Linked DNA regions of Mus musculus: regions 2, 3, 4, 5 and 6 are each linked to region 1. A link is a loop called in an ENCODE intact Hi-C map of the cell type or tissue named here. Cell type or tissue: left cerebral cortex. All regions are shown on one strand.

Region 1 (5,000 bases):
TGATTCTAGATTCTGTCAAGTTGACAACACTTACCTTGCCATTGTACTACACAGCCAGTATAGGCTCTGTTGATTAGGCATGCCATCAGTGAAGCACAATCCCACTAGCATAGACAAATCTTGTTAACATTGAAGGCACAGAAAAATGACAATTGTAGAATTTACAGTGGTGAATAAGACTGGAAACTGTAAAGAGAAGATTTCCATACTTTGCAAAGCTAGATGTCTTCTCATGTGTGCCTGAGGGATGAAACAGCTTGCTCACTGGCTACATGATGCCAACAATGAGGGCTAGCAAAGCCTGTTACTTGACCTCTCCGAGGAGGCTGGAATCCTAGCCTGGCCTTCTGATAAGGAAGCTAAGGTGAGAGAGAGGGGTCAGCTGGAGTCTACGGTCCTAGCCGCCAACCTTCCTCCACTCTGGGGCCATGCCTCACACTCTGGGGATCCTTCTGTGAGCCGTAGAACTTCCTAACCTGTACATCTAGATGCTGTCATATGGACTGGCTGAACATAGAAGGCTGGCTCCTGCCTGCTTTGTGTGTGTGTGTGTGTGTGTGTGTGTGTGTGTGTGTGTGTGTGTGTCTGTCTGTCTGTCTGTCTGTCTTGCTGGCTTTCCTCTTAGCTACTCTTGATCCTCTGAGGTACTAACCCCAGGCTGCCTTGAGCCATCCCACAAGCCCATCTTACTGCATGGGGACATCATCTCTTCCCATTGCCTAGTGAACGCCTATCTGCCTACAAAGCCTCAACTCGAAATGCTCTGCTCTGTCAGCTAAGTTTGGTTATACATATGCCTTGGGGACATCTGTCCTCTCTCTGCATGTCACAGTACACAACAATGAATGCATGAATGCATGAATGCATGAGACTGTCCATCTCCTAAGTCTCTGGCACTGTTGTCACCAATACAGATATGTGGAAGACTCCTACAGCATCCCTAACTTTTGCAAAGTGCCTGGATCCACAATTAAGAATCAGAGGCCTGGCTACCAATGGTTCCTGGAGACACAAGGGCCTTGGAAGTCCACGCTAGGCCTTTCCTCACCAGGCCTCAGATCCAACATACACCTGATTCAACAACAGTCAACTGCAGCACGGGGCTGCTAGCCTGCTTTCTAACTCGGGAATAGAAAGCTGTTCTTATCAGGGACCGCTACAGCAGGAAGCAGGTGGAGGAGGTATTTTGGGGTTTGGAAGGGGCCCCCCAGAGCCTGTGAAATCACACCAAGTAGGCAGCCACCTACTCTGCCTAAATATATAATGTTGGTCTCAGGCTGCAGAACAAGCTGCCTCCCAGCCAGCCGCCCCCCCCCCCCCCCCGGCAGCATGGTTCTGCATGAGCCTCTGTAGGGCCTCTTGACCAACCAGTGCTGCCCAGTTGCAGCCAGGCTCTTCTGAGGTCTCCAGTGCCATTGCCTGACTCGGAACAGGCACGGGCCGAAGAGCCACAGTGTGCCCACAAGCAGTGAACGTGAAAGAAGCCATCTTTGATGGCGCCTTGGGATCCAGGGCAGAACTTCTGGGGGGTCCTTTGCATGGCCCCCTTTGTCCTGCCTCATTGGATCCTCCTCATAGTTCATGACCTCAAGGATGGTGAGGTGGCCTCTTCCTGAGTTCTAACAGCAAGAAAAAGTGTAAGGTGGTGGAGCCTGAGAGTCACCCAGGAAGGGTATCTCTTCCTGGCTGGCCTCTTCTCCTTCTTGGTACACAGAGGCTGAGGGTGAGGCCCTTCCCAGATTGGGGGTCGAGGTGGTTTTCCCAGAAAGAGTGAGCTTCATAGAATTCTGGAATGGTGTCCCCCACTCCATCTCACCTTGAAGCCTGGAGACTCAGAACAGAGGAGTCTGCTTTAGTGCCCTGTATGGGTTCCCGGTCTCAGGGGCGACCCCTGCTGGAGAAGCATAGGTACTCTGAGTCCAGAGTCCAGCCTACCCTGATGTGGGAGAGCTGTAAAGGAAGGTGTTGTCCTGCCCCTGTCCCCTGTCCCCTGTTCCTGTTCCCTATGCCCACTCTAAGATGTAGGGGGATCCCTATATGAAGGAAGAAGCAGATCCAGCCAGCCAAAGGGGATCTATCTGCCTCAGACAAACCTCTGTAGGTTTGTCTGTCTCATTGGTGAGTTAGGAAAACACTGTCGCCTACAATAGGTACTGGACCACTGTCACTTAGGACAGGTGCCTGCCACCTCCAGTAGCTTCCTCACCCTAAAATCTGAGTGTGCCTGGATTCTGAGTTAGGACAGACCCAAGTCGCAAATTTAAGTGAAAGATTTTTATCTGGGCTGACAATGCTTTTTCTAAGAACCAAAGACCAGCTAACAAAATAATAAGAAGGATAATGAGAACATTAGATGTCTAACATCTACTACTATCCATCTCTGGCCCCCATATGAACACACACAGGCACAGGCACACATGCACTCACATTAACAAAACACGTGCACAGGCATATACAACTTGCAGGTGGATGTGAGGGAAGAGCATGGAGCCCATAAGACTTGAACCCAAAGTTGAGCCCAGGCTCTGGGCCACTCAGGCATCATCTGCTGTGGCTTCCTATTGCCTTGCTTCTGCCACGCCTGCCTTAGAGCAGCAATTCTCGACCTTCCTAATGCTGTGAGTTCATAACTGTAATTTTGCTGCTGTTATGATCGTAATGTAAATTATCTGATTCGATGGATATCTGATATGTGACCCCTGTGAAAGTGTCGTTTGTCCCCTCCCCACAAGATGTCACGACCCACAGGTTGAGAACTGCTGGCTTAGAGACTCATGACCAGACCAGCACGTAATGGGCCTCCTTTCATCAGCCTCTACCTGATTGATCCTCCAAGGCCATCTTGTCTCCATAAAGCTAGGTTGAGCTGATCCTCTCCTCAGCCAGTGTGACAGCCCCTGGGACACCAGACTCCACTCTGCCCTGCTACTCACAGATGTCCACAGTGCAGTCCTCATCCCTTCTAGATGGTCTGTTTCCTGACAGCTGTCAATCATCCATCCACTCACTCATCCAGCTTCATAGGCCAGCACCCACTACCGCAGGTTTCCAGGTGCCCACAGGAGGTCTTGAGGATCTGGTACGTCATCCCTCCTACTGGGCATGTGTATTTCCCCCCACTCCAGGCCCTGCTGTTATTCCTTGTCCAGTTTGGGGGTCCTCCATCTTAGGTGTCAGAAGCCAGTTGACATGCCCAGCAGACCCCAGTAGAAAGCCTAGCATGATCACTTGTTTTTTTTTTAAGACTCCCTGCTGAGTTTCTACTTCTTCCTGAGAGATAGAAATGTTGAAGCAGCTGGGTACCTGGCTGCAGTCAGGTACAGTCCCTGGGTTGATGACCCTGGGGCTCTATGGAGACTTGGAGCACGACTAAAGAATTGGTTAATAGATAAGCCTCAATCAGGAGGTAGATGGCGGTGGGGGTGGGGTGGAGCCAGGGAGGGGGACCTAGGCTCCCAAGGCAGGTAGGTACCCATGTTGGCAATGATCCTGCAGTACCACGCTGGGGAAACGGGATATGTCTAAACGTCATGGCATTACACTGAGGATCCTTGAAGTTCCTGTCTTTTTTCCAATCCCATAACACATGCATAATTCACTTGAACTCCCCTAGCAATGGGGCACTTAATACCCCAAAGGCAGCCAGTGAAGCTTCTAGTCAGCTGGGGCTCTAACTGAACACTATGGCCAATTTTAATAAGTTAACCAATGGATGAGCAGCCTAGAATGGCCTTATTTGGGGTCCCCACTGCCCTTTCTACCTCCATGGAATCTTGCTGGGAAAACGTAGAAGCCTGAGATCTGTGGCTCCCACCCGAGGGGTCGGGGCCAGGGTCACAGACTCCTGAGACACTTCATCCACTTCCTTGCATTCATTCAAACCTGGGACCTTGCTTCACTAGGATCTAAACTTGATACCAAGACCTACCATGTTGTGTGTCCCGGCCCTCAGAGGTGTCCTCCTTATGCCCCATGTAGGTCTGCTTGTGCCCTCCCCGCTCTCTCACCAGGACATCTAGCTCTCTGGGCGTATCTCTGGGCACTACCCAAGTGTCCTCCAGTCTGACTCCAATCAGGCATTCCCACAGAGCCTCTGGCTGTTGCTACACTGTGCTATTCTGACATGCACTCCCCAGACTGCCTGGGAAGCTTCTGGCGCTCAGGTACTGTCCCTGCCCGTATAGGTGGCCCCAGCGCCATTCCAAGAATCACGATTCACCCCACAGCAGGCTGTGTGTGACTTCATTTCTGTTTTTTCTGTTGGTGTTTAGAAGGCTGTTATAACTTGGCCATAGTGTCTCCAAATTTCCAATGGGCTAGAGAATGTGTGTATGTGTGTGTGTTTATGTGTGTATGAGTGATGTGTATGTATGCTATCCTGATTTCGGGAAAAGATATTAGCTTTCAGAAAACATCCCGCAGGTTAGAGGCACTGGGTCCTGGTTTTGGTGTGAGCACAGCTTTGGGACTCATGGTAAGCAACTGCACTTGGCTCTGCTGTCCCTGGGACTGGAGTGACAGGTAACAGATGGTCTGCCTCTAGCTTTAGTTTAGGTACACATCCCACCAACAACAGACCAGGTGCCTGCTGCCTGAGTCCCTGCCCACAGCATGTTGTCACTGAGCCTTGGCCCCTGTTGGAGTAAAGAGTCTCTGAAGCCTGAGGGTCTGAACTCAGAGATTCTCTGCCTGGGACCCTTGGGCCAGCTTGGCATTTGGGTGACAGTGGTGCTCGGCCATGTCAGCTTCTCGGTGCACCTGAGACTCAGTTTCCTGATCCAAGTGGCAGGGTGGGCAGAGCTGGGGCAGCTGGGAGAACAGTGTGCTTTAGCCACTGTTCTACTGCTGGGAGGGGACACCATGGCCAAGGCAACTCTTACAAAGAGTGTTTGATTAGGAGTTAGCATACAGTTTCAGAGATTTATTTAGTCCATTATCATCATGGCAGGGAGTATGGCAGCGTGCAGACAGGCATCGGAGCAGCAGCTGAGAGCTCCATA
Region 2 (5,000 bases), 240 kb before region 1:
GTTCTTTCCCACCCATTCTCTCCCTGGTCCCATGTGCTACCTCTTCTCCAAACCATAGGTTCTCTGGCTGGTTTGTGCAAACTGGTTTTCCATCATTATAATAAAAGATCAGAGACCATTAACTGCTGTGAGGTGATAGGCTACCTTGCTGGCTACCTTCCACTTCTATAGGAAAGGCTTATTTGAGCTAATAGATTTAGAAACTCCAGTCTGTGGTTCAGTTGGGCACATGGTGACCTAGTAGGCATGTGTGGGTCAGCAAGCCACTTACATTATGATCAGGGAATGTGATATCCAGAATGAATTCAAGACCACCCAGTACCTTCCCGCTTCAAAAAGACCTTCCAAACTGTACTAGCAGGCCAAGTGCAGAGCCAGATAAAGAAGCTGGCTGACTAAACAAAGATAGAAACATAGTTTTAACGGTCAAAATGACTAAGCTTGCAACTGCCAGAGCAAGATTAACAACTCCCCTGCCCCACCCCACACTGAATTCTGAGACAAACTAAGCAATGCCTGAAAAAATTATTGGCTATACCAATTAAAATAAGCCAACAACCCTGGTACTGATATCTGGTCTTTACAAAGGTAGAAAACGTGTGTTCTTTCTTTGTTCTGGGTCTCTCCTCTGGCCTGCGTGCTGAGAGGGGAGTCCCCAACATGTTGGGTCAATAAAAAAAATCCTCATGCGGTTCACAACGATGGTGGTCTCTGTGGTCTTTGTGAGTGAGGTTCTCTTGACAAACTACAACGGGAATATGAAAGAGAAGGAGTCCCACAGAACACTTAAAGGGCACATATCCAGCAATTTTTTTTTTAATGCCAGGTAGACCCTGCTTCTTAAAAGAGCCACACTGTGCAGCAGGACTTACACTCGTGGGCTTGTGGGAGACATTTAACATCTAAAGCATGACACCCATCCAATGACTCTGTGTCTGAGGAGGATTGATAAAAAGTACTACAAGTGTCCTTTGTCAGCTTAATGCTTGACTGGGTACAATTTTAAAAGGTTCAAAGTTTTATAGATTGTGAAACTCAAGGGTAAGTTGATTGCTGGAGGCAGGTCTTGGGCTTTGCGTTGCTTGCTTGTTTTAAAATTTGTAAAAGATTTGTTTATTTTATGTCCATGAATGTTTTGCATGTGTGTGCTTGCGGCCGGAAGAGGGCACCATATCCCCTGGGACTGGAATTATGGATGGTTAGGGACCACCATGTAGGTTCTGGGAATTGAACCTTGGTCCTTTGGAAGAGCAATGAATATTCTTCAGTGCTGAGCTGTTACCCAGTCCCAAAGGCCTTGGGGCTGTGTAGCTTGCCTGCTTCTTGCTTCCTTTCCTTGGCTTCCAGATCCATCCAGACACCAATAAGCAGCCCCATGTTCTTGCAGCCACGGCCTCCAGCTTGTCTTGCTGCCCAGACTTGCCAGCATAATGGACTGTATCCTCACATCCTCAAGTCAGGTATCTTGGCACAGTAAGAAGAAGAGTAAGGAATGGACTGATCCATGGCAGTGTTAGCAAGACCCCAGGAGAGAGGCACACCTGTGTGCTGTGAGGCACTTTAGAGTCCACCATTGATGGAGATAACTCACTAGCTGGCTTCTTCTCACTCTGTCCGCTGCCTCCTGCCTCATCATTTCTGCTGTGGCAATGTGCTGATATGTGGACCACTTTCCCATCCCTTGGCTTCTCCTTTCTCTAATCTAATTCTATCTGAAATGGACCATCACCAGGGAGCCTCAGGAGGGAGCACGGTGGCCCAATGATTAGCAACAGAAATGAAGACCCCAAACCTGATCTCCCTTCCTCCATCCTCCAGGACAGGTCCCCGACTTCTCTTTTCTTCCCCACAAATTACACAAATTAAACCTCTTGTACATACCACAGGCTCTGGGAGCACCCACAGGCACCAAGCCCTCCTGAGAGTCCTGAGGAAGTGTCCTGCTTCTGTGAGTCCTCTGCACATGCTCTTCCCGAGACAAGAGGGCATTTTACAGCAGCACCCAACAAACTTTCCAACTGGAAACTTAGCAGGGCAGAAGTATGAGCTGATTATTTTTTAACCAGCTTGGCCTAAGTTTCTCCAAACAATCTTCCAGAGTCAGGATGCCCTCCCCACCTCTCAGACTTGGGTGCGTTTCTGTGTGTGTGTGTGTGTGTGTGTGTGTGTGTGTGTGTGTGTGTGTGTGTTCTATGCATGTGTGTGCACATTTGTGTGCTTGTGCATTTGCTGAAATGTGCACATGAGAAGATCAGAAGCCAATGTTAGATGTCTTCCTTTGTTCCCCACCTTACTTTTTGAGACTGGATCTCTCACGGTCCCTGGAGCTTGCTGCTTGCTCTTTCAGCTAGACTGGCTGGTCAAGAGCGCCAGGAGGGCCTCTTGCCTCTGCCTCCTCAGCACTGTCACTGCAAGCACACATCATCATGGCTGAATCTTACATGGATGCTGGGAACTTGACTCAGGGCCTCCTGCTTACCCAGCAAGCACATCACCCGTGGAGCCATCTCTCCAGCCCCTGCACTTCACAGTTTGAGTGCAAATATAGACAGTTCGTTTTCCAGTCCACACCCAGAGCACCCACCTACAGGGAAGAGGCTGTAACTTTATAGAACCCCCGCTCCCATCATGCCAGGGGACTTTCTGGCCAACAGTGTCTGTGGGAGATGTTTACATACAGAGCAATGCTATGTGCTCACTTTGATCTTTAGTCCTCTTCCTGTGGGAAGGACACATTTCTAAACCCATCAGGCAGGCAGTAGATGGAGCCCCTATGGTTGTTCAGTTTTCAGATGGTCAGCCGACACTTACCCGCCCCTGAGTCTTTTGTGCTATGTAGAAAATCCCAAGACACTCTGCCAGGCTTCACAGCAGTACCAGGGGCAATGCAATGTTGACCTGAGGTTTCTGTCACAATACCCATATGCTCTCTTGCTATTCATGGAGGAATCCATAATGGATCTCTTTTTGCTTTAAATCTACAGCGCAAACCTCAGTGCTGATAGTGGGCTGCGTGGCAGAAGCCTCGTTTCTGATCAATGTGTTGCCTGCAACAACTTTGAGGGCGGATGCGTGGAACATCCTTTATGGCCCCCAGGGGAGAGCTGGGAAAACAGGATTCTAACAGAATGTGTTTCTTTTTCTTGGCGGCCTGGCTAGGTGTTACAAGGAAAAAAAGAGCTTAGCAGTTGGCAAGCAGGAACAAAGCCAGCTGAAGGCTACAGGAGACCAAGGGCTTTCTGTCATGGAAAATGCCCACACATTTCCAGATCCTTAAAAGAGTGAGAGAGAAAGTTTTAAATGGCTGTAGGTAGCCAGCTTTTTTAATGTAGTGACTCGGCCTTGCTGTGAAATCCCTCTAGGCTGGGAGGTAGCTAAAGTGTTGTCACACAAGCCGGAGGGACTTGAATCCTGTTCCCAGAAACGTGTAGCCAGGCATGGTGGTGCACACTTGTGATTCCAGTGCTGGCTGTGAGTTCTCTGGCCAGCCAGAAGGCCTACTACGCACATGTCTTAGGGTTTCAGTACTCTGAGGAGATACCATGGCCAAGGCAACTCTTACAAAGGAAAGCATTTAATTAGGTTTAAAGCTTCAGAGAGAATCTCAGTTCATTATCATCAAGGCAGGAAGCATGGCAGCCTGCAGGTAGACATGGCACCAGAGAAGGAGCTGAGAGTTCTACACCTTGATTGGAACCCAGCCAGCAGGAGCCAGCTCTCTTTTGCACTAGGCAAAGCTTGAGCACTAGGAGCCCTCAGAGCCCGCCTACACAGTGACACACTTCCTCCAACAAGGCCACACCTACTACAAGGCCACACCCCCAGTAGTGCCCCTTCTCATGAGCCAAGCATATTCTAACCACCACAGCATATTCCAGGCCAGTGAGGGAAAATGAAAATTTCTCAAAAAAAAAAGGGGGGGGACTCCAAAGAACAACACCTGAGTTTGTCCTCTGACCTATACACACTACACACACACACACACACACACACACACACACACACACAAACACACACACACCACACACACTTCCTCCTGCCTGAGCCTGGATCATCTCAGGGAGATGGCCTCAGGGCAGTAGATACACAGAGAGGCAGGGCACACATCCCACTGACTTGAGGACTATCTTGGGGAGCTTGGGTGAGGCTGGGGGAGAGGACTCCATGTTGGGCCTACTCTCCTTGCTGTGTCCTGCTCTGACCATGCCCAGGCACCAGCAAGAGTGAGTTTGTGTCTATCCCAGAGTGGCAGGTGCTTTGTTCAAATGCACTGCATCTGAGAGGGCGGCAACAGGGAGGATACCGGGTGGAGGAGCCGCGCACCCCTCTGAGCAGGCCTGGAGCTCTCTGGGCTTCGTGCCAGTGCAGCCTCCACTGGGCTCCTCAGCTATTCTTTAGTGGCTCTGAGCTACTTATGCTGTTGTCATTGTCATAGCGACTCGGCGGCCTGCAACATATGGGTGGGAGGCGACCGATGATGTGATTCCTGGAGCTGTGCAGAGACTCTGTCCCTCCTACCCACCACCCACCTCACCATGTGTCAGGAGTCCCAGCCAGTAAGGCAACAGCACTAGGGACCATCTGAAAACCCATCTGTCCCAAGTTGGTGGCTAGGACTCAAGGAGCTTTACAATCCTGTGGTATGGAGTCCTAACCCCTAAGTGGGATTAAAGGGAGAGTCGCCATATTTCACAATAAGAACTGAGATGCTGCCAGCTGTGTGTCTTGTCCACCCAGACCATGGGCCTCTCAGCTCCCCATGACCCATATCCACCAAGGCTTTGCAGCCCACAGGCACAGACGACTTGGCCGCATTGTGAAGAGAGGCAGGACCATCCCTCTAGACATGTAGGGCCTTCCCACAAAGGAGACTCTGCATTTTCAGAGGAAGTGGACTTTGTGTGGGCCTAGGCACCTTCACAGCAGGGTGTCCAAAGCCACACACTAGGCTGCAGAAAGGGGTTTGCTCAGGTTGGCAGCCAAGATAAAGGACTTGAGGT
Region 3 (5,000 bases), 80 kb before region 1:
CGTGCTGACCGCTCCGGGCGGTTCCCATCACAGTCTCTGCTTCAGGGATGGAATCTATTAGGCCTTTCTTGTTTTAATGACAGCTGATTTGTACTCATTTGCCATTCCTTTCATGGCTGATAGAAGCTCTGTGTTCCCTTTTGATTCCGAGAAGAGGCTGGGTTCCTTTTTCCTGGGTGTTTCCCCCGTGGGCAAACCTCAGAAAAGAAAAATGAGCCAGCAGCCCTTTTTTTTTTTGGCCTATTTCTCCTTCCTTGGAACTGGGCTGTGGTCTCAGCCTTTTGGGAACTGGGCATGGGGAGTCAGGCTGGGAGGCCTCTTGGATGGAGGAGGGCTTAAGGAGCAGTCAGGGTCTCTAGGAAACTCCAACAGAGATGGAAGAGAAGCCATGCTTCTGTGAATCCTTTGATGCCATCCAGTGCTAATCACTGCAAACAGGATGAGCCTCCTGGGGTCTGGGTGCTTCTCCCAAACGCTCTTCTCATCAGAGGTTTGCAGGAGAGTGGACAGCCACACTCAGAACTGGTTGTTCCTCCCTGGGCCCAGAGGAAGCAGCCTGAAATCCAAGATGCTCTAAGCCTTTCTCACATCTCCCCATGGCAGGCAGAACAAGGCTAGGCAGAACTGGAACCAGGAGGCAACTGGGGGTGGGCAAAAGACCCTCTAGACATGGCTTTATAGACCAGTGCCACCAAGGGCCCAGCTCTTCCACATGACAGACAGCTTGGGAGGGCTGGCCGGGCTGCCCAGAAGATACAGTAGGGTCAGGGCTGTGTGAGCATAAGTTGTTCTCACACTGTTTTCTGGATCATGGCGGTATATAGTTTCTCAGCCTTCTAGTTTATTTTCTGTTGCTTGTGATAAAACACTTTGACAGAAAGCAACTTAGGAAGAAAAGGTTGGTTTTTTGTGTTATACTTCCTGGTCACGTGCATTCCTGGGGGCAGTCAGGGCAGGAACTCAAGAAAGGACCTGAAAGGTAAACCTATTTGCTATTCTTCTAAGCATCACTTCTGACGAAGGAACTCACACATGGGCAAGAAATAACAGCAGGAACCATGAAGGATGCTAACGATGGCTTATGCTTAGCTAGCTTTATAACATAGCTCAGAACCACTGCACAGGGGATAGTGCCGCCCACAGTGAGATGAGCCCTTCTGTTAGTCAAGGCAATCAAAACGGTCCCTTCCAGGCATGCTCATATGTCAACCTAATAAAGACAGTTACTCCACTGAGACTCTTTATTCAGCTGATTTCAGGTTAGGGCAAGTTGACAATTAGTGCTAACTGGGACACTTAGGTTTTGATTGTACCCACATCTTGTCAGAAAAAGTTACCTCTGCTCACAGTTTGGTTAGGAACACCCTCTTGCTATAGATGTGGATGCTATGATGAGGAGAAAGAGGGCCAAGACAGAAGATGCCTAGAAAGTCCAGGCCAGCATGCCAGGCTCTGCCCCAACCATGTCATGTCTAGTTACCAGCTCTGGATTGCAGAGAATGATATAGTTACCTCTGTGCCCATACATACACACACACACACACACACACACACACACACACACACACACACACACACACACACACACACACCAAATACACACACACACACACACACACACACACACACACACACACACACACACACACACACACACTGGTCTCTATACACCTTCTAGCACCAGTACCTCCTTCCAGGCTTCTGAGAAACTGTTAACCACTACTCATACAAATGGGCCAGGTCCTACCCATGGTCCTCAGAGGCTGGTGCCTGGTGTCACTGAATCTGTGAGATTCTGGACTGAGGCTCCTGATGCCACCCACTAAGGACCTCTCCCCACCATCAACTCCACCCTGGCTAGCCAAGGCCAAGAGAGGTACCCAAGTCTGGAGCCTTCTGACATTACATATGTGTGCCTCAGTGTCTAGGATATAAGGCATAGCAAGGGTGTAGGCTCACAAACTTGTCAGGACACCCATGGGTGCTGTGACAATTAAGTATCTATTTTCTGCTTCGTGACTGCCTTCCGGCAGAGGAGGCTCTGGTGGCAGGCAGTGGCTAGAAGGAGGAGGGGACTTCATGAGGGCTGACAGCAGGGAAGCAGCTGGATGCTGGCTGGCAGCAGGCACACAGTATTGGGTGCTGCTCTGGGCATGTTGGGCTCTAAGCACTCTGAACCACGTGCTCCCGGCCTGCTAAGTGACATGTCGCCTTGTTCAACCATTGATCAACACCAGCAGTGTTTGTTTTGCTTGCTTTCTTCCAATCTCCCATTTACTTTTGATCACATACACACGGGAGACCAATAACTCGCCACACACATGCAAAGAAAAAAGAGAAAGAAAGAGAAATTGATGTTGGCTTTAGAGCAGGCCCCCGTGGAGGGTGGGGTGAAATGGAGGGGAGGACTGCATGGGACCCAGGAGAAGACCTCAGGAAGCTGCAGAGCCCCACATCAGTGTGTGTACTGAGGGCCTCGTGCTGAGCCAGCTCAGTCCCCACTGCCTCTGTGTAAACTGTTAGAGCAAAATGAGCTTGGGACACCTTTGCATGGGCTCCCCTCTAACAAACACCAACTATGTAACGTGCTATGCAAAGGAACCTTACTCAGCAGTGAGCCACAGACCCTCAGTCCCCAACATTAGAAGTGGGTGCGAGCTGTATTTCTTGTGTGCGGGATGCATGAGTCCCTACCTCTCTACCACACCTCCAGGTCCCTAGAGTTCCAGAGATCTCCTTCTGGATTCTCAGGCTCACAGTCTGCTTGGACTGAGACACTCTGACAGAGTTGTGTCCCACCCACCTCCCTTTCTGCTTCCAACTGGCTTGCCACCTCAGGAGTCCAGTATAGCTTACACAAGACATCAGAGAGGGGGCTTGTACCCACTGCCCCAGGAGGCTCATGTTCAAAAGGGTGGCATATTCCTCAAACCCTCACTTAGCTCTGTGCGCAAAGGCTCTTTCCTCTCATCTAAACAGCATCAAAACCAGCAGATGATCCTTAGAACAGAGGGTGGAATTATCCAGAATGCTTTAGATTACACAGATCTACTGGTGCCTGCAGCTCTGTCTGCTGGCAGCTCAGACATCCTTTCTAATCCTTTCTCAGTGGGAGTAGGGACTGGGACATTCCTGGGGTGTCTGGCATCCCGCCACTTCCTCCCAGCCTCCCACTGGGGTTCTCTCCACCCCTTCACTAACTGCTCCCTTTAAAACATGGTTTCCAAGGCTGAATTCCTTGATGCTAGCGGTTTCAGGAGGACACTTGTCAGATGCTTGCCAAGCCAGAGAGAAGAGCAAAACTAAAGCCCTGTTAGCAAGACGGTCCCTTAAATAGCATCACCCAACACCTTCACTGCACCATAAGATGCTGTGTAGAGCCCTGGCAGCTCTGTCCTGGTCCCCCTCCCAGCTGAAAAGGAACTAAACTTGGTTAGGTGGCCTCCATTTTCATGTCTGAACATGGGGCGACTTAAAGCAGAGCTATAATGTGTACAGAAGAGCTCAGGGAGCCCCGCAAAGCCTCGGGGACCTCCAAGCAGGCAAGCCCTTGACATCCATCAAAGGAGAGAATGAGGTAAGACAGATGCAAAGTGAGCAAGTTCATTCTGAGGCAGAAAAATAAGAGTCATGCAGAATCAAGCACAGATGTTAGAAGGATGCTCCTGTGTACCTGGGCACCAGCTACAGATGTGATGTGGGGACTTAGAAACTACTAAATCTATTAACTAAGTTTTGACGTTAGTATATGTCGACCTACAGCTTTTTCTTGGCCATAGAGTTCATTCCCTGACAAGCAGACTTTTTACAGGTCCGCTCTGCAGCCTGAGAAGGGTAATATGAGAGCAAAGGCATGGATCAAAGGCATGGAGCAAAGGCTCAGACATCGGTCACAGTGGAGTTAGATTTGAGGCGTGTTCACGAGCCATTTTAACAGTCTCACTTGTGAACTTACTTAGAAAAAGAAGTGTGTATATCTCTTTTTTAAGGTGGTCTGGTCAGTTATGCCAAAATTCTCAGGGTCAGCTACTGAGAGACAGAAATCAGGACCAGAAGAGTGAAGGTGGGGTAGCTCTTTGCCCACTGGTCCCCTCTATTCCTAAGCAGCTGTCCTGCATCAAAGGCAGCTCCACTGGCGCGTAGGCTCCTCTGACGACACTTGTGTCCTCTAAATAAAGCCAAATGGTGTAGGTACCCTGACACCCTCCACTCTGCCCTTCACCTTTAGCCGAGCATCCTTGAGTCTAGTTGGAAAGAACCATTAATCCTTCTAGAGGACATGAGAGCCATGTCTCTGGGAGCCAGCAACTGCCTCTGGAGTCACTTCCAAGAGACAACACTAGCCTTGAAAAGGACAGAAAACAAAGGCATTTCAGAGCGGAGCTCACAACACTGAGGGGAAGAGCAGCCCTTTGGAAATGGGGCTTCTCCCCATGAGGCTCTAGGCTTTAAGCCATGTGGCTCTCTTCTGTAGAATGGCCCATGTCTCAAGCAGCCTCCATAGCCTGTAGTTGAATATTTGGCCTCTGGAGCCTACTTCCTTAATGTAACCCAGTCTGTGTCTTCAGAAAGCAATTGGGTCCTGTGACTGATTTGCCAGTATATGGAGAAGAGACCACTTAAAAATCCTTAGAAATTGGATACTGGTATCATCTTGTTATACACTAGACCGAAGAAACACAGAAACCAATCACTAGCTTCCTGCTGTGGAGAGCCCATTCCAAAGCACAAAGGAGGGGCTTGCTTCACAGGTGGACAGGGAGGGCTGTAGAGGGAGGTTAAAGCAGAGGCTGCAGAGAGATAGAGAACTCTCCATCCTAGGAGGCAGCCCAGTGAGGGAGTAGGGGGTGGGTAGCTTTGCCCCGAGAGACCTAGGGGTTGATATCTCCATTTTAATCCATGACCCATATTGTTGAGGGATGGACTCAGGATAGCAACAGCCTCAGACAGAGACGCTGTTGTTGCTGTCGGTGTTTTTAATCTCATTAGAAACCAAAGGC
Region 4 (5,000 bases), 380 kb before region 1:
AACCGTGGGCCTTTACTGTATTTGTTTTTGGCACGGTCTCAGCTGTTCTAGACTAGCCTTAGATTTTGCTTTACAGTTAAGGATGACCCTGAACTTCCAATTATTTTGAATCCACCTTTTTTTTTTTTTTTGCCCTAAGAGTGCAGGCATGCATCAGTATGAAATTTATGTGGTTTTGGCGATCAAGCTCAGAGCTCCATATGGGTTCAGGAAGTACTCTGACAACCGAGTCCCAGCCCCAGTCCTGGGAAGCTTTTGGTTTTGTTTTCAACTGTCCTCAAATTAGTAACTTGATTAGATAATCAGAATTGCTGTAGCTAGGGTGTGGGGGACACCGGGTCAATCACTGATTGTCTGACAGTGGCCAGTGCAGCCAAGGTGGCTTCGGAGTCTCTGCAGAGGAGTTTCTGTGGTGTCATCTCCTCAGGTCCCATGGGTCAGTCTGGAAAAGCTGTTCCAGGGTCAGCATTATCCATCATCTGGTGTCTGAGGCTGTATACCTCAGAGTAGGTGATTGACCCTGGAAAATCCTGGAAGGTACTGCAGGCTTTCTGATTGGCAAGTGCTTAGGAAACAGGTCAGACCTTGTGGGATGTCTTCCACAGGACTCACGTGGCTACATGCCAGCCATTGCAGCAGCCTAGGTAAGAATGAGGGTGGCTGCTAGCTACTGTGTGCCTTCTTCCAGAGTGCAGGAGCTCCTTGGCTACACCAGGGTGGGGAGGCTGTCTGTGGTAGCTGCACTAGGAGGCCCGAGGGCTCCAGGCAACCGCAGCAAGACTGGATTGGGTAGAGCATGAATAGATGTCTGGAATTGTCTTAGTGCTTGCTCAATGATGCCCTTGGTTATGGGCTGATCTCCCAAGACAGCCTTATCCTAGTGAGCAGCATAATCTTTCCTTCATGGGCTGTGTGGATCTGGGTCTTTAGATGGCTGGGCTAGCTTGTTCATGGCATAAGATCTGGCCATTCTCCCCCACAGGGTGGGCGCCATATCTAAAAGAAACTAGCAGGCCATGCATGAAGACGGTCCTGGACTTCCCTGTATACTGCTTTATTGCTCCTATGTCTACCCAGCTAGCACCAGCTGCTTGTAATGGTCTCCTGACTGACACTAAGGCCTGACCCCTGGCCTCACCTTGTGTGTGGAGAACCAGTCCCCACCATTCTTCCACTGAGGACTGAGGTCTCCCCTCTGTTCTCCTCAGCATCCTTCTCTGAGGAGGTACCTGAGATTTCTGGCTCACTCAGAACTAGATAGGGTGGATTGGCCAGGAGCTCTTCTCCTTATCCCCCCATTTCCAGGGCTCCATCTTTACTCCAGGATCCCAAGTCTTCAGCTAGCTCCAGGAGCAGCCCCTGACCAGCTACCCCTATTGCTCCCTCCTATCCTTACTGACCAGAGGCCCTGGGTCCAACCAGTCCACTGCAGACCACAGGATAAATTACATCTCAGAATGCTGGCCCTAGACAAAGGCCATGCATGGGAAGCAGGGTGCGGCTGCCTGGGCTGGACCATGGGATACGGGGCCCCAGGATGGTGTAAGAATACAGCAGCAGGTCAGAGGTACTGCATTCCTTCAGTGAGCAGAACTGTGTCTTCTCTGAGAGGCTGTGGCCATCCTGCCCATATGGTAGTATGTGAGATTCTCTGGGAGAGTCAATTCCATGGCAGCTGCATTTATTAGCTGCCTACTGTATCCCCGCCGTGGACCGGGGCCCTTGGGTGTTGGTGGGAAGAGGGAGGATACCCCATGAGCGGAGCTGCTGGCCCTCCACTGTGGTGGCTTTTCTGAGTGAGATCAGTCAGGAGGCACCAGACCGCACATGCACTTCTCCAGACTACCCGGAAGCTTGGCGTACAGTGTCAGCTCCTGTCGTAGTGAAGAGAGACCTTCTTAAAGGGACTATAAATCCATTGTTATTTTGCTAGGAGAGAGATTAATGTTCAACATAATTCATCTTTTCCAAGTTTTGTCTGAGCTGAGAAAATTTGTTACCATAGTGATTTTAAACATTGAGGAGGGGCATTTTAATGAGCTGGGAGAGATGGGCTGGCTGCCCTCCACCATAGATCATGATGGAGGAAGAGGACTCTCTCATGTGCCATGCGTCTCATCCTTTCAGTCAATGACACAGAGTCAGGGTGGGCACAGAGACTGGATAATGACCGCATGGTCCACCCTGAATGCAGACAGTGACCTCCCGGCTGCTGTAGGGTCCGCTCTGGTGTCCACGTCCTACAGGTACAGCGCCCAGCCACTGGCAGGGCTAACTGGGGCCTTCAATTGGGTAGGCACAGCAGTTCTCAGTGCCCATCAACACCAGTGAAGGTGGAGACCTCTGTTTTCCTTCACACCCCTGCCTAGTAGAGGGTGCAGTGTGGCACCCAGGGTGACAAGACAGTGCAGGCTCGCATGTCCCCTTCCAAGAAGCTTCCCGTCTGGAACTTGAAAGCAGGCTAAGCAGGTCCCCCAGTGGAGTCCTTTTTTCCCCAACTACCTCAAGTAGGTGCATGGCCATCATTACCAGCTATCAGAGCAGCCTGAAATTGTCACTCTGAGCCCAGGGGAGCTGGTGATGCCCAGCACACAAACAGGCCCCTGCACACCCAGCCTCTTTGGGCTCCTGACTTGGGCTAGGACACGTGGCTATCCCACATCAGAGTCTGAGGTCCCCTTGACCTTGATGAGAGGTCGTGACCCTATGGGATAGTTCTTCCACTGGCTTCCTATCCCACCATACCCTGTGCCACCCCTGGGATCTGCAGTTTCCCTGTCAGAAGCGACCACAGCCTCCATTAGCTCTCTCTGCCTGTGCCCTATATCAGAAACGGGAGGGAAGAGCAGTTAAGTCGTTATGTCCTGTTTGTGCCCCAACCCCCAGCCCCCAACCCCAGATCTAGGACATCTTGATTTTCCCCAGCATTGTACCTGCAGCCTGCAGTTCCAACAACAGAGGGCACCCTTGGATAGCTTTGCAAGGAAACTGTGACAAAGCCTGCTACAGCAGTGACTAGTGGCCTACTGGGCCAAGTGGCTGACCTTGTTCCAACTCTAAAGGAGAAAATGGAATAGCCAGACACTCCTGCCTCATCCCAGCCCGTAACTCAGACTCCCAGCATCTACAGAGGAAACAGTGTGGCTTGGTGGTACCTCACTACCTGGTGCTTCGTCAGTCTGTTTCTGCCAGTTCCTTGCTGGGTGTTACCCATTGAGGGATCTGAGAGGTGCCCTATCCATGGGTGGGGGAAGGAAGGAATATTTCTAGATCGCATTCCTTCACATTAAGTAACTGTGTGGCTTACATCCTATCAGACCCAGGCAGTTGGTGGCAAAACTTCAATCATAGGAGGATAGTTGACATTTCCATCAGGCTCCATGGGGAGGGGGCAGCCAAGGGCTCACTGAGCTCCAGCTGAGGGTGGGTTTAGGTGCTCTCAGGGCTAGGAGTGAGTTTAGGTACTCAAAAAAGGGGCTTCCTGTTTTGAAAGGCACAGGCTTTCCTGTTCAACATACTAGATATTTGTTTTTCTTAAAATTTTAAATTGGGAGTATTTTTAAAATTTGCTTCTGATTTTTCTTTGATGAGCTTATTGACAAGGAATCCTCAGACCATGTGAGTCAAGACGAGCTCAAGTCTGTCTCCCACTCCTCTCTCCTCCACTCCTCACATCCCTTGTGATCGACACTGGATGAGGCACACAGTATATTTAGCCTTTGATGCAGCTGGAGACTCAAAGGTCCCCCTTAAGCTGCTGAGTCCAGTGGGTCCCTAGTAGGACTCATAAGCAGATGCACAGAGGTGCAGCTCGCAGCCAAGGAGAGGGTGTTGTGGGGTCCTCACCGGAAGGGCCTTCCTAGAGAAACTTGTGTTTTGATTGTGCCTTGAACGGCCAGCTTGAACCCTGGTGGTGGAGGAGGCTGTAGAGGTTTGATCTTAGGGCGGATAAGCTGAAGAGGAGTGCCACCCACAGCAGAGTTTGCCAGATCAGTCTCAGCTTGCCATAGCTGGCCAGGGTCTGGGTTCTCCTATGGCCTTCTCATCCTGTCTTCTGTTCCAGAGTCTGGTTTTCCCGAGGACTTCTCCATCCTGACAACCGTGAAAGCCAAGAAAGGCAGCCAGGCCTTCCTAGTCTCCATTTACAATGAGCAGGGCATCCAGCAGTTGGGGCTGGAGCTGGGCCGCTCCCCTGTCTTCCTCTATGAGGACCACACAGGGAAGCCCGGGCCTGAAGAGTATCCGCTTTTCCCTGGCATCAACTTGTCCGATGGCAAGTAAGTATCCCACTGAGGTAGGGGATGGAGCTGCTGGCCAGATAGAGTGCGGCGGCAGCTAGCCCGATAGTAGATGGTTTATGATGCTCACCTGCAGGGTACCAGGTGGTGGGGCGCTGGACATGGAGTTCAAAGGCTTGGGCTTGTTTCTTCTCTTCTCTAAAACTCTAGGGGACCTTTGCTATTCCCTAGCCCTGCTGTCCTGTAAAATGCACCATGTGTGCCCTGTGCTGGCCCTAGATCAGAAGGGGCAGAGGACATGGCCTTGCTCACCTGTTCCCAAAGGGACTTCCTTTTTGGATTTGGACAGTCTCTGTGTGAGTGAGGGAAAACAAAGACCTATCTTCAGAATTCTGCTGGTGGCATCCCTGGGGACCACAGGCTATGGCTTCTGGGTTTTCTAGCAAGACTCTGTATCGAGCCATCACATCTAGCCCACAGTGGTCAGAGATAACATCCCATGTAAAGAGTTATAATGTGACTGTGACCACAGCCTCCGTATGACTTCTTTCAATGGCTGAACCCACGCTAAGTCCTCATGCTCACCTCTCCCAAGGAGCTCACGGGATTTGCATCTTAGAGATGAGAAATCTGGCTTTGAGGATCTGAGGGGACTGGAGAACAGTGGGATCTCCTGTAAGTTACATCTGTTCCCCAGAAGTACCTGTGTTACAAGCGCTCTTCCTAGAGTCTGGCCCCGTTCACTGTACGTACCAGGCCTAC
Region 5 (5,000 bases), 66 kb before region 1:
GGAGGCTGGGGACAGAACTGGCCCTGTCTTCAGAGAACTCCTAGATCCACTGGCCCTGACTACCCTGGCAAGATAGTGAGAGTCAGTTTGACAGTATTGGCTATGAAGACTGCTCACTGCTATAAAAGTGTGGTGTAACAAGAGACACCTAGGCAGCCTCTTCCGGTCCTTATCAGTCCTAAAATGGAGGTCCAGTTGCCTAATGATAATTTTCCTTACCCTCCCTCCTTACTCTCCTGCACACACACGCACACACACACACCTGCAACCCCTCACCAATACAGATATCCCAGGGAACCTCCTTCCATGAAGGAAGCAGAAAGTGAAAGACCCACAACGTGAGGACTCCCCCATGTTCTGACTCAGGAGAGGTGACACTCCAAATCACTCACGAGAAACGGTCTTGATGCAAACTGCAAGAGGTTTATTCGAGAAAGATCAGTGCACTGGAGACGACTTGTATCCCATGCAGGGGTAGAGGAGTCGACAATGAGCTCAAGGGGTAAGGGGTTTATATAGACACACAAACCACAAACACCTGGCAAAACCCTCAAACACCTGACATCCTGAAACAATGGGGCTATTTTGGACACATTTGGTCTAGGGGCTTAAATAATTTTTTACTCTCCATCAGGATCTTTTAAAAGGAACATCGTAGGCATGAGGGCCTGGGGCACTGACTTGGGTGGAGGATGCTTGCAGAACCGAACAGCCCCAACTACACGCTGACCTGTCTGAAACCCTGAGTGCAACCTATTCAGTAAGATTTGTAAGGACTCACTCAGAGACCCTCCTAAGGAGTACTTGGGCCAACCCTTCGGCAAGTGATAACTCAGAGACTGGCCCAGGATGCCTCTTGGGATCTCCAGGACAGGGTGGGGATGGCAGAGGTAGATAGAACCTACTCACAGTAGGTTCGAATGCCCAACGCAGAGGGACTGGGCAGGATGGCCTGGCTACCTGCTATCCCTTTCCTCTTTGCCAATCACAATGCGTGGCATTGGACTGAGCCTCTGGCACTCAATATCTTACCCATTGATAAACATCCCCCACTTTCCTCACATTAGAAAATTAAGTCTGCATGTGGACACAGAGACTTACTTACCCAGCTATCCTGATGGGTGAATCTGCCTTTCTGCCAAAGCAATGGCACTATTGTGGAGTCCCAAAGCAAGGGGTGGGAAAGGAAAACTCGGCTGTCAGATCCCTCACTTCCAGCCTTCGTGGGAACACGAGTCTCCAGGCGCCCAGACCACTGCCCATCAATCACCTCCTAACCCAGCCACCCGATGGTGGCTGGATGTGCCCGTCCCCCTACAGATGTTGATGTCCACCCAGCAGAAGTCAGAAATTCCCTCCTGGTCCTCAACTCTCCCAGGGGCCCATAGTAGTCCTGGCATGGGGGCGGGGGGGGCTCAGTACAGCCAACCCATTAGTAGAGTCCACGTTCCCCCCACAGTGAGGTCTGGAGCTACAGGGGAGACAGGCACCCATGAGGACTTCGTTTTTCCGCACATGTCCCGCCACACCTGAGTTACTATGTCTTTCCTGGAAGGATGCCAGGCACCTGCTCTGCACTCCATGCTTGCTTTAGAACCATGGCCATGTAAGGCCAGCACCACATAAACACAAACACCACCATACAGAGGTGTCACTCTGGTAGTAGACTCTCATGAGTACCCCCAGGGTACCCTGGGCATTGGACTGTTCACACCCTGCAGAACATACTGGGCTGCTGTGAGATTTCCGCCACTCATATCAGAATGGCCAATAGAAAGCCAAGGAGTGAAGTTGCTCTGGAATGCTGTGGGGCCCCAGCTGACAACCTCTGACTAGGAGGACAGATGGAGGATGAGTAGCCACTGGGTACACAAGAGAAGAAGAGGACTACTGCTTCCCACTGGGAAGACTGAAATCCAGCAGGAGTTTACACTTGGCTTCCAGAACCTTCACTACAGCTTAACAGACATGTCTAGAGCTGGAGAGACACCCACTGTGCGCTCAACTTGAGGGGAGCCAGGAAGAGCTTGTCCTCCCTTGAGGCACAAGATACTGAGGTTCTGGCTCTTGTCCTCTCCTGGGAGGTCTGTCAGACACACCAAGGGCTGCTGAGGGGCTCTGCTTGCTGTACTGCAGATCACATCCCTAGCTCATTTCTATTTAGCTTGAGACTGGGTCTCTGTGAGCTGTTCAGGTTGACTTTGAACTCATATGTAACCCAGGCTGACCTCAAGCTTGCAAATGCTCCAGTCTTAACCCTCTGAGGAGCCAATGTCGCCAGACAAGGCTGTATTCCTTGTATGCATCCTCTGTACCTGTGGGAAGAGAACATTGGGTCAAGGCAAAGAATGCACAGAGGCTCCCCCACGGCTCCCAAGCCTCTTGCCTTTTGCTCTAGCTTCAGATGGCCCAGAGCCCCTGGTCAAAGAAGGTAGAAGAAAGTCTTCTCCTGGCCCCAACCCACCCCACTCAGCTCTCTCGCCAGGCTTCAGCAGCAGGAGCGAGAAGCAATTTGGTATGTGTGAATTATTCAGAGCAGGCAAAGTGGGATGAGGAGCTAAGGCGACCGACATGTGCAGACACCGAGAGGCAGCAAACAGATCCCAACTGGAGCAAGCTTGAAAGGTTGATCCTGGAAACAAATTAGCTGTGAGTTTCAGGAACCATTATTCGATTAGATGCAACTGGTTGTTTCAAAAACAACATTCATAAGCCGAGCTTCTCCATGCAGCTTTCCTGGCTGCTGCTCTGGGCTTTCCTGGCATGGCTGCTGATATCTCCTATTCCCCCACCCTGATTGATCGGTCCCATGGTTCCAGGAGAACTGAGCCCCCCACCTCCCAAGTGCTCACAGGGTAGATAGTACAGAAGCTGAGTCTAAAGAAGGGGCAAAGAAAGAACTTGGTGGTAAGAAAGGGAAAAGAGTTCGAGGCCAGCTTGGTCTACAAAGTGAGTTCCAGGACAGCCAGGGCTACACAGAGAAACCCTGCCTCGAAAAAACAAAAACAAAAACAAAACAAAAAAAAGAAAGGGAAAAGAGACCGAAAGAGCCAGAGATATGTAGAGGAAAGGCAGTCTCCTTCTGCCTGGGGATGCTGTGTCTGGGACTCGAGGGAGGGAAAGTGTGCGCAGAGGGTGGTGCTTCAAGCTGCCAGTCAAGCAGGATGAGAAGCAGGGAGGAGGGGACATGTCCAGGAGCACTGGGCTGCTCCCAGGCAGTCAGCAGAGAAACCTGGATAAGCCATGGAGATCAACCAAAGGCAGAAAGGAAGAGGGAGGTGGGGTCAAGGTGAGAACACAGGCTCAAGGTAGGATGAACACAACAACCTGAGTGGCCAAGATCATGCAAGAAGGATCCCAAAACTCGGAAGGAAACACAAAGGTTTTGAGAAAGGGCAAGGGAGGGGGCCTCAGGAGGATTTGGAGGACCTTGAGGGACCTTGGGAGCCACAGTGGCATCTTAGTACAAGTGAAGGAGATGCAGGCTGAGGGGAGGGTCCACAAAAAGCCAGGGGAATGGGGAAGCCAGATCTGTGGGCAGGTGGAGGCAGGGGATTGGAGAAGCCAGATCTGTGGGCAAGTGGAGGAGGGTGTTTGGGAGCACAGCAGTGTTAGTTTGAGAATCTCCACAGCAGAGCACCAAAGGACCACGAGTTCAGGGACAAGAACAGTTTCCAGGTGGGATGGGCAAAACTATCATGACCCTTGGTTGGCTTCAAGGCTGTAGGCCAAGTCACAGACAGTTGGCTAACTGCTGTGTGTGGGTGCAACAACTCCAATCCTGGGTTCCATAGTCCTGACAGTGAAAGATCAGAGGAGCTACTCTGGCCAGAGACAGGGAGCAGCTGTCAAAGCCTAAATCACATCTTGCATGGCCAGTGGTGGCCCCAGTTCAGGGGGCCAAGTGGTAGACTGCAGTTATTCCTCTTGTTGAGGTTTGTAGTCTGCAGGGAAGGGTGGGGAAGCAGAGGCAGATCCTGCCTGGACCCCTCCCTGCGTTGTTCTACCCACTGTTTCTGATGGCTTGGATAAGCTCGGGGCCTTGGGGTCCAAATCAGGGCTGCATCTTCAACACACCTGCCTGACCTACCTAACTCCCTCAGGTCTCAGAGTCTAGCTGTACCATACTGTATGCCCAATGCCACATGCCCAAGGTACAAAGGCCCTGTGAGAAAGGAATTTGATTATGTCTCAGACATGTCTACACATATGGGTATACACCTGATACCTTCCAGTGTGCTCATATAAAACTATCATTGGGACATAGAGTGACCAGAAGACAAGAGAAATACAGACTGCAAAGAAAATTTGTAAGGTGCACACATGACAGCGTTGGGTGCCCTCCCACCTCCTCACAAACCACAAACTCTACAGTGTATAAATCTGGGTGGCTTGGAGCCTCTGCCCACTGTTTCCTTGCAAGGCCGTAACTCACACTGGGAAACAGCACTGGCAGACTTGCTCTGTTCCCCAGAATCTCTCCAGGAGTGTGAGCCCCACCCTGCCTGCACCATGCGCGCATTGCGCCAGATCTATTTGTTTGTTTGTTTGTTTTTTCAATAAATCAACATCAAAGCCAAGAACCCTCTGGCTACCCCGCCCACAGCTGGAGTACACCCCCTGCAAAGACATTTCAGCTTCCTGCTCAAAGTCAGCAGAATGTGATTTTATTGATTGGAGACGCTGGGCCTGCCGATTTTCTACACAGGAAAGGCATGCATTTTCCTGTCTCTTTCTTAAACAAGTCGTAAAATGGATTGTGCATATAAAAGGGCAACATAAAACACTGGCCACCGTGAGCTGCGCAGAATTCGCTGACTTTATAAATCAGAGCGATGAGTTCAGGGAAGCCGCCTTCTCTCTTTCTGGATATAAAACGCTTGACTTACGGTCTAAATGTCCCCAGGCTGCTGGGCGGTCTCTGGGACAAGCAAGGGAAGTGGTGGGCTTTTCTGAGAAGCAAAGGCCGAAGAGGATGACAGGATGGTGACTCATCGCCA
Region 6 (5,000 bases), 110 kb after region 1:
GCCAGGAACACATGCAGGCTTGCAAATCAACCTGTATGGTGGAATGGGGCATGCAGGACCTGGGAAATGAGGAGAGGTCAGCGGCAAGTCAGCATTGGGTCTGCTTTGAGCATGTGACTAAGCACTTGGAAAGGAAGCAGAAAAGATGACTTTTGGTGTCCTGAAGAACAGTAAAGGATGCTATGCAGGGTCAGGAGACCTCTGCTGGCCCCTGACCTTCTACACCCCAAGAGCAGCAGATAGGAATCAGCAAATTGCTCTTGAACGTAAGAGCAAATGGGCTCTCTGGCCATCCATAAATGATGAATGGTTGCCACAGCAACAGCCCCGGCCCATATTTCATCTCTTGGAGATTCAGACAAGCTCTAGCAAGACTGTAAAAAGCCAAGCTGGAAGGGAAGGGGTGTCAATCACCAGCCTGGTGCTGGAGGGACCCTCAGGGCTCAGAGTGTGGGGCGGACATGATTCTGCTGAGGCACAGATTTGGGGCAGGAGCACAGTTTGGGAGTAATAGTAACTGAGCTCAACTCTAGACTTTGGCTTCTTCAAGTGGGTTCTATTGTCCAGGTCACATGGTCCCCTCCGTCTCCTGGCACAGCCTGGGAGGCTTGGGGCATTTAGGTGTTCCACTCGGAGCCTCTGCCAGGATCCCTGCCCCAGCCCACACTTTCCTTACCTGTAATATAGAGAGGGAAACTGTACCATATCAGCCTTTAAAAAGAGTTGGCAGTTTATGTGTGTGTGTGTGTGTGTGTGTGTGTGTGTGTGTGTGTGTGTGTGTATGTGTGTGTATGTATGTGTGTATGTGTGTGTGTATGTGTGTATGTGTGTGTATGTGTGTGTATGTGTGTCTGTATGTGTGTCTGTATGTGTGTGTATGTGTGTGTATGTGTGTGTATGTGTGTGTATGTGTGTGTGTGTGTGTGTGTGTGTGAGTGTGTGTGTGTGTGTGTGTGTGTGTGTGTGTGTGTTTGCTTGCTTGTTTTTAATCAGTTTGACACACTCTAGGTTTCTCTGAGAAAAGATAGCCTCAATTTAAAAATGTCTCTATCAGCCGGGCGTGGTGGCACACGCCTTTAATCCCAGCACTCGGGAGGCAGAGGCAGGTGGATTTCTGAGTTCGAGGCCAGCCTGGTCTACAAAGTGAGTTCCAGGACAGCCAGGGCTACACAGAGAAACCCTGTCTCGAAAAAAAACAAAAAACAAAAAACAAAAACAAAAACAAAAACAAAAAAATGTCTCTATTAGATCATCCCATAGGCAAGCCTGTGGGAAATTATCTTGATTAATGGTTGATGTTGATGTAGGGTGGTCCAGCCCACTGTAGGCAATGTCACTGCTGGGCAGGTGATGGCTCTGCATTGTATAAAAAGGCAGACTGAGTAAGTCATAGGTAAGCCAATAAGCAGCGCTTCTCCATGCCCTCTGCTTCAGTTCCTGCCTCCTTACTTCACTTCATGGTTGACTATAAGCTGTAAAATGAAATAAACACTTTTCTCCAGAATTCCTTTCAGTCATAGTCTTCATCACAGCTAAAGAAACTTAACTAAGATGCCCAGGGGTCAAACTCAAATCACAGTTTTGGCAGCCCTTACCTGCTGTCTTAGTTAGGGTTTCATTGCTGTGAATGACCAAGGCAAGACTTAAAAGGACAACATTTTTTGTTTGTTTGTTTGTTTGTTTGTTTTGTATTTTCAAGACAGGGCTTCTCTGTATAGCCTTGGCTGTCCTGGAACTCACTTTGTAGACCAGGCTGGCCTCAAACTCAGAAATCTGGCTACCTCTGCCTCCCGAGTGCTGGGATTAAAGGCGTGGGCCACCACGCCTGGCAAAAGGACAACATTTAATTGGGGCTGTCTTACAGTTTCAGAGGTTCCGTCCATTATCAACATGGCAGGAAGCATGGCAGTGTGCAGGCAAACATGGTGCTGGAGGAGCCAAGAGTTCTAAATCTTGATCCAAAGACAACCGGGAGAGACCTCAGCAGGCAGCCAGGAGGAGGAGCACTCCCACACTGAGTGGAGGAGCACTCCTGTACTGGGTGGAGCTTGAGCATAGGACCTCAAAGCCCAATCCCACGATGGCAAACTTCCTCCAACAAGGACACACCTATTCCAACAAGGACACACCTTCTAATAGTGTTACTCCCTCTGGGCCAAGCAGTCAAACACATGAGTCTATGGGGGCCAAACCTATTCAAACCACTACACCTGCTGAGCCATCTCAACAGCCTGCAATGTGATAGGATTTGTCCTGTATCTGCAGGATACCATAGTAGCTATTATGGTCACTGGCCAGGCCACTTCTCCCCAGCCTGCTTCCCATGGTCCTCTCAGTGACCATGAGCCCCAGTAGAGACAAGCCGCCAACATGCAACCCATGGGATTCCTTGATTTTTTTTTTAAAGTGTATCTTGAGGCCATGAAATATTTCAACACCAAATTTCACTATTAATGAGAAGGCAGAAGCCAGCACCTTCTGAGAAAGGGTTTCTTGGGCACTTTATAGATCAAAGCTATAGAATAAAATAAATATGACCAAAGATGGCTATGAGGAGATGTTCTGTCCAGGAAAACACCCAGAGAAGAGAATAGAGAAAATGAGGGCTCACAGGCATTAAGGCACTTCCACCCTAAATCAGCCTAGGGTAAGCAGGGAGGAAGGGAGAGAGAGAGGGAGGGCCCCAGGCTGACTCCTCCCACTCATCTGGTGAGAACTGCATTCTACCAGGAAAATGTCATCCTCCAATCCAACCCTAGGGGAAGAAACCAGGTCCCTACAGCCCCTGTGACAAGAACAAAGTAGGGGACCAGCTTGGTGAGGCCAGGCCTGAGTCACTGTGAATCCAAACCCACCTCCAGCGTCAGCACAGTGGTGGCTCACTGGAGAACATCAGAGTGGTGAGGTCTAGAACCCACGTTCTCTGCAATAACCTTCTATCCACATTTGCTACACATGGGGTTCCAGAAAAACGTGGAACGTGTTGAAGCCACCAGGTGAGCTGAGGGCAGGTCCCCAAAATGGCAGCTTTGCTACATGAGGCAGCCCCAAAGCTGCTTCCAGACAAGGCCAAACAGAGTTGAGCTCCAGAGAAGCTTGCAGGGCAAGCCATGGGCCTCGGCAAAGGTGCAAGGGCCTTCCAAAGGGCAAGCTTGAGAACACACAGAATGTTCTGCAGAAGAAAGTAAGGGAGAGTGCACAGGTCACTGTCACCCCTGGAGCCCCCTCTGAGACTCCCTGGATACTACACTACACAAGCTGAAGCCACACCCACTTGTGACCAGCACTTTCACTATGTGCAGCTCTTGCCCTCCGGGGCTCCCTGCGGGACGAGGATGAAGGTAACCTGCTGCAGGTACTATCTCAGCCCTTCCCCTGCCCGCAAATCTGAGCCACGTTGGAGTGGCCACTGCTGGGGCTCAGTTTCCACTTCCCAGAAGCAGCAATGAGCCCCGAAGTTGCCATCTTCAAAACAGTCCCAAGAACTGACCACTGTACTGAACATAAAAGCTCCTGTAACTGTAAAGCTCTGTGCCTTGGGAGTATCACAATGGTCATGCCACAGCCCCCAGGCAGACCCAATCCCTACCAGTCCATGAGAGCAAGTGCTGGCTGGGCACAGCATGGGGCAGGAATCCAGGCCCACATGTGCAGCTGGCAACTGTTCCAGGAGCCAGGCAGCCTGTGGGCTGCAGCAAGCTTGGGGAAGGAAAGGACGAGGCAGATGGCTCGTGGGAAGGCTGGTGGCACCACCCCCATGTGGGCGGCAGACGCAGACTTCTCCTGGTGCTATCTCCTCCGCACCAGATCAGGAGATGCCATGGGAGGATGGGTTTGGCACAAGAGATGAGCTTCCAGCCTCTCAGTGCCACCCTGGCCTCTAGGAAGATTACATTCAAACTTACACTCGGCACAGTCCCACTGACTCCCAACACCCTGTCCTGCCCTCTGTCGATCCTTCCTCACATGGATGACCCTAGCCACTTTCACTCAGCAGACTGTTCCTATGGGAGAGCTGAAGCCCCAGGGCTTTTACCCCTTAGGATCTTTTCCCAACCAGCCAGTCTTAGAAAAGTGTTTCTAAAATAAGAGGATGGATGCGTGGATGGATGGATGGACAGATAAGTAGATAGATAAATAAGTTGATGTGTCAGTGACAAGGTAGATAGATCTGTGGATAGATGGATAGATGATGGTGGACAAGCTGCAGGTTACATGGGTGGATGGATGAATGGATGACTAAATGAATAGCTTGTGGATATATAGAGATATATATAGATATATGCAAATGGCTAGATACGTAGCAAGTGGGTGGATGGGAGCATGGATGGATGAGCAGATTGATGGATGGATGGATGGATGGATGGATGGCTGGATGGATGGATGGATACATGTGTTGGGTGGGTAGATAGATAAGTGGAAGGATGGATGATAGATGGATAGATAAAGGATGGGTAAATGGTGGGTGAGTGGAAGAATAAACGAGAGGATGCATGGATGCATGGGTGCATGGATGAGTAAATGGATGGACAGATGGATGAATAAATGAGTACATGGATGATGTGGATGGATGGATGGATGGATGGATGGATGGGTAAATGGATTGCTAAATATGTGGGTAGCAGATGAGTGGACAATGGACAATATGGATGGGTACACCCATGAATGGAACTGAGTGGATGAACACCCAGGTGGCATGAATGGATGGATAGACAGAGGATGATGCAGGGTTAGATAGTTGGGTAGACATAGATTATGTGCTTGGCACACAAATGGAAGGACAGTGGACGAAGAGGAGGACCGGGACAGGGCAGGACCTGGGCTTAGATCCAAGGTTGGAGGTGTGAGAACAGGAAGCCCAGGGAGGTGGACTATTTGCCAAGCAGAGCAAGACAGGAGTAATTAAGCCCATGTGCACTTCCCAGAAGCCCCAGCAGCCCTGGCTTCATTAAGGTGCTGGCCAGGGAAATCTCATCAGAAATAGAAATTGAGGTTTGGGC

The links. Hi-C counts contacts between places; a loop is a spot of excess contacts. Peaks named below come from ENCODE experiments on the same cell type or tissue, not always from the same donor. Only the 100,000 strongest peaks of a DNase experiment are listed, where the experiment ranks them.
Region 2: a loop joins it to region 1, with 2.7 times the contacts of the local background. A loop is called at or near these places in 2 of 42 quality-filtered maps.
Region 3: a loop joins it to region 1, with 4 times the contacts of the local background. A loop is called at or near these places in 4 of 42 quality-filtered maps.
Region 4: a loop joins it to region 1, with 4 times the contacts of the local background. A loop is called at or near these places in 2 of 42 quality-filtered maps.
Region 5: it touches region 1 in a loop (2.2-fold over the local background); 3 of 42 quality-filtered maps call a loop at or near these places.
Region 6: a loop joins it to region 1, with 7 times the contacts of the local background. A loop is called at or near these places in 15 of 42 quality-filtered maps.

What each region holds. Positions count from the first base shown.
Region 1 is chr2:28,303,014-28,308,013 of GRCm38, forward strand. No RefSeq gene overlaps it. Among named protein-coding and RNA genes, the nearest start is that of Gm13373, 99 kb to the right of the region's middle. In left cerebral cortex, a CTCF peak has its summit at 1,902 (motif pointing left); DNase peaks (open chromatin) are centred at 359, 1,178, 1,874 and 4,582; H3K27ac peaks cover 1,996 bases.
Region 2 is chr2:28,064,249-28,069,248 of GRCm38, forward strand. No RefSeq gene overlaps it. Among named protein-coding and RNA genes, the nearest start is that of Fcnb, 18 kb to the right of the region's middle. In left cerebral cortex, a CTCF peak has its summit at 3,110; DNase peaks (open chromatin) are centred at 2,616, 3,158, 3,731 and 4,464; H3K27ac peaks cover 2,208 bases.
Region 3 is chr2:28,222,943-28,227,942 of GRCm38, forward strand. All of the region lies in intron 5 of Olfm1 (olfactomedin 1), which reads left to right. Among named protein-coding and RNA genes, the nearest start is that of Olfm1, 20 kb to the left of the region's middle. In left cerebral cortex, no CTCF peak of the experiment used is centred here; DNase peaks (open chromatin) are centred at 2,046, 2,831 and 3,188; H3K27ac peaks cover 4,762 bases.
Region 4 is chr2:27,923,979-27,928,978 of GRCm38, forward strand. Col5a1 (collagen, type V, alpha 1) reads left to right here. Exons shown (of 66, transcript NM_015734.2): 3 at 4,064-4,277. Among named protein-coding and RNA genes, the nearest start is that of Col5a1, 40 kb to the left of the region's middle. In left cerebral cortex, a CTCF peak has its summit at 2,968 (motif pointing right); a DNase peak (open chromatin) is centred at 2,972.
Region 5 is chr2:28,237,279-28,242,278 of GRCm38, forward strand. No RefSeq gene overlaps it. Among named protein-coding and RNA genes, the nearest start is that of Olfm1, 34 kb to the left of the region's middle. In left cerebral cortex, no CTCF peak of the experiment used is centred here; DNase peaks (open chromatin) are centred at 2,541 and 3,154; H3K27ac peaks cover 1,544 bases.
Region 6 is chr2:28,409,399-28,414,398 of GRCm38, forward strand. No RefSeq gene overlaps it. Among named protein-coding and RNA genes, the nearest start is that of Gm13373, 7.2 kb to the left of the region's middle. In left cerebral cortex, a CTCF peak has its summit at 2,770; DNase peaks (open chromatin) are centred at 1,990, 2,839 and 3,739; H3K27ac peaks cover 3,573 bases.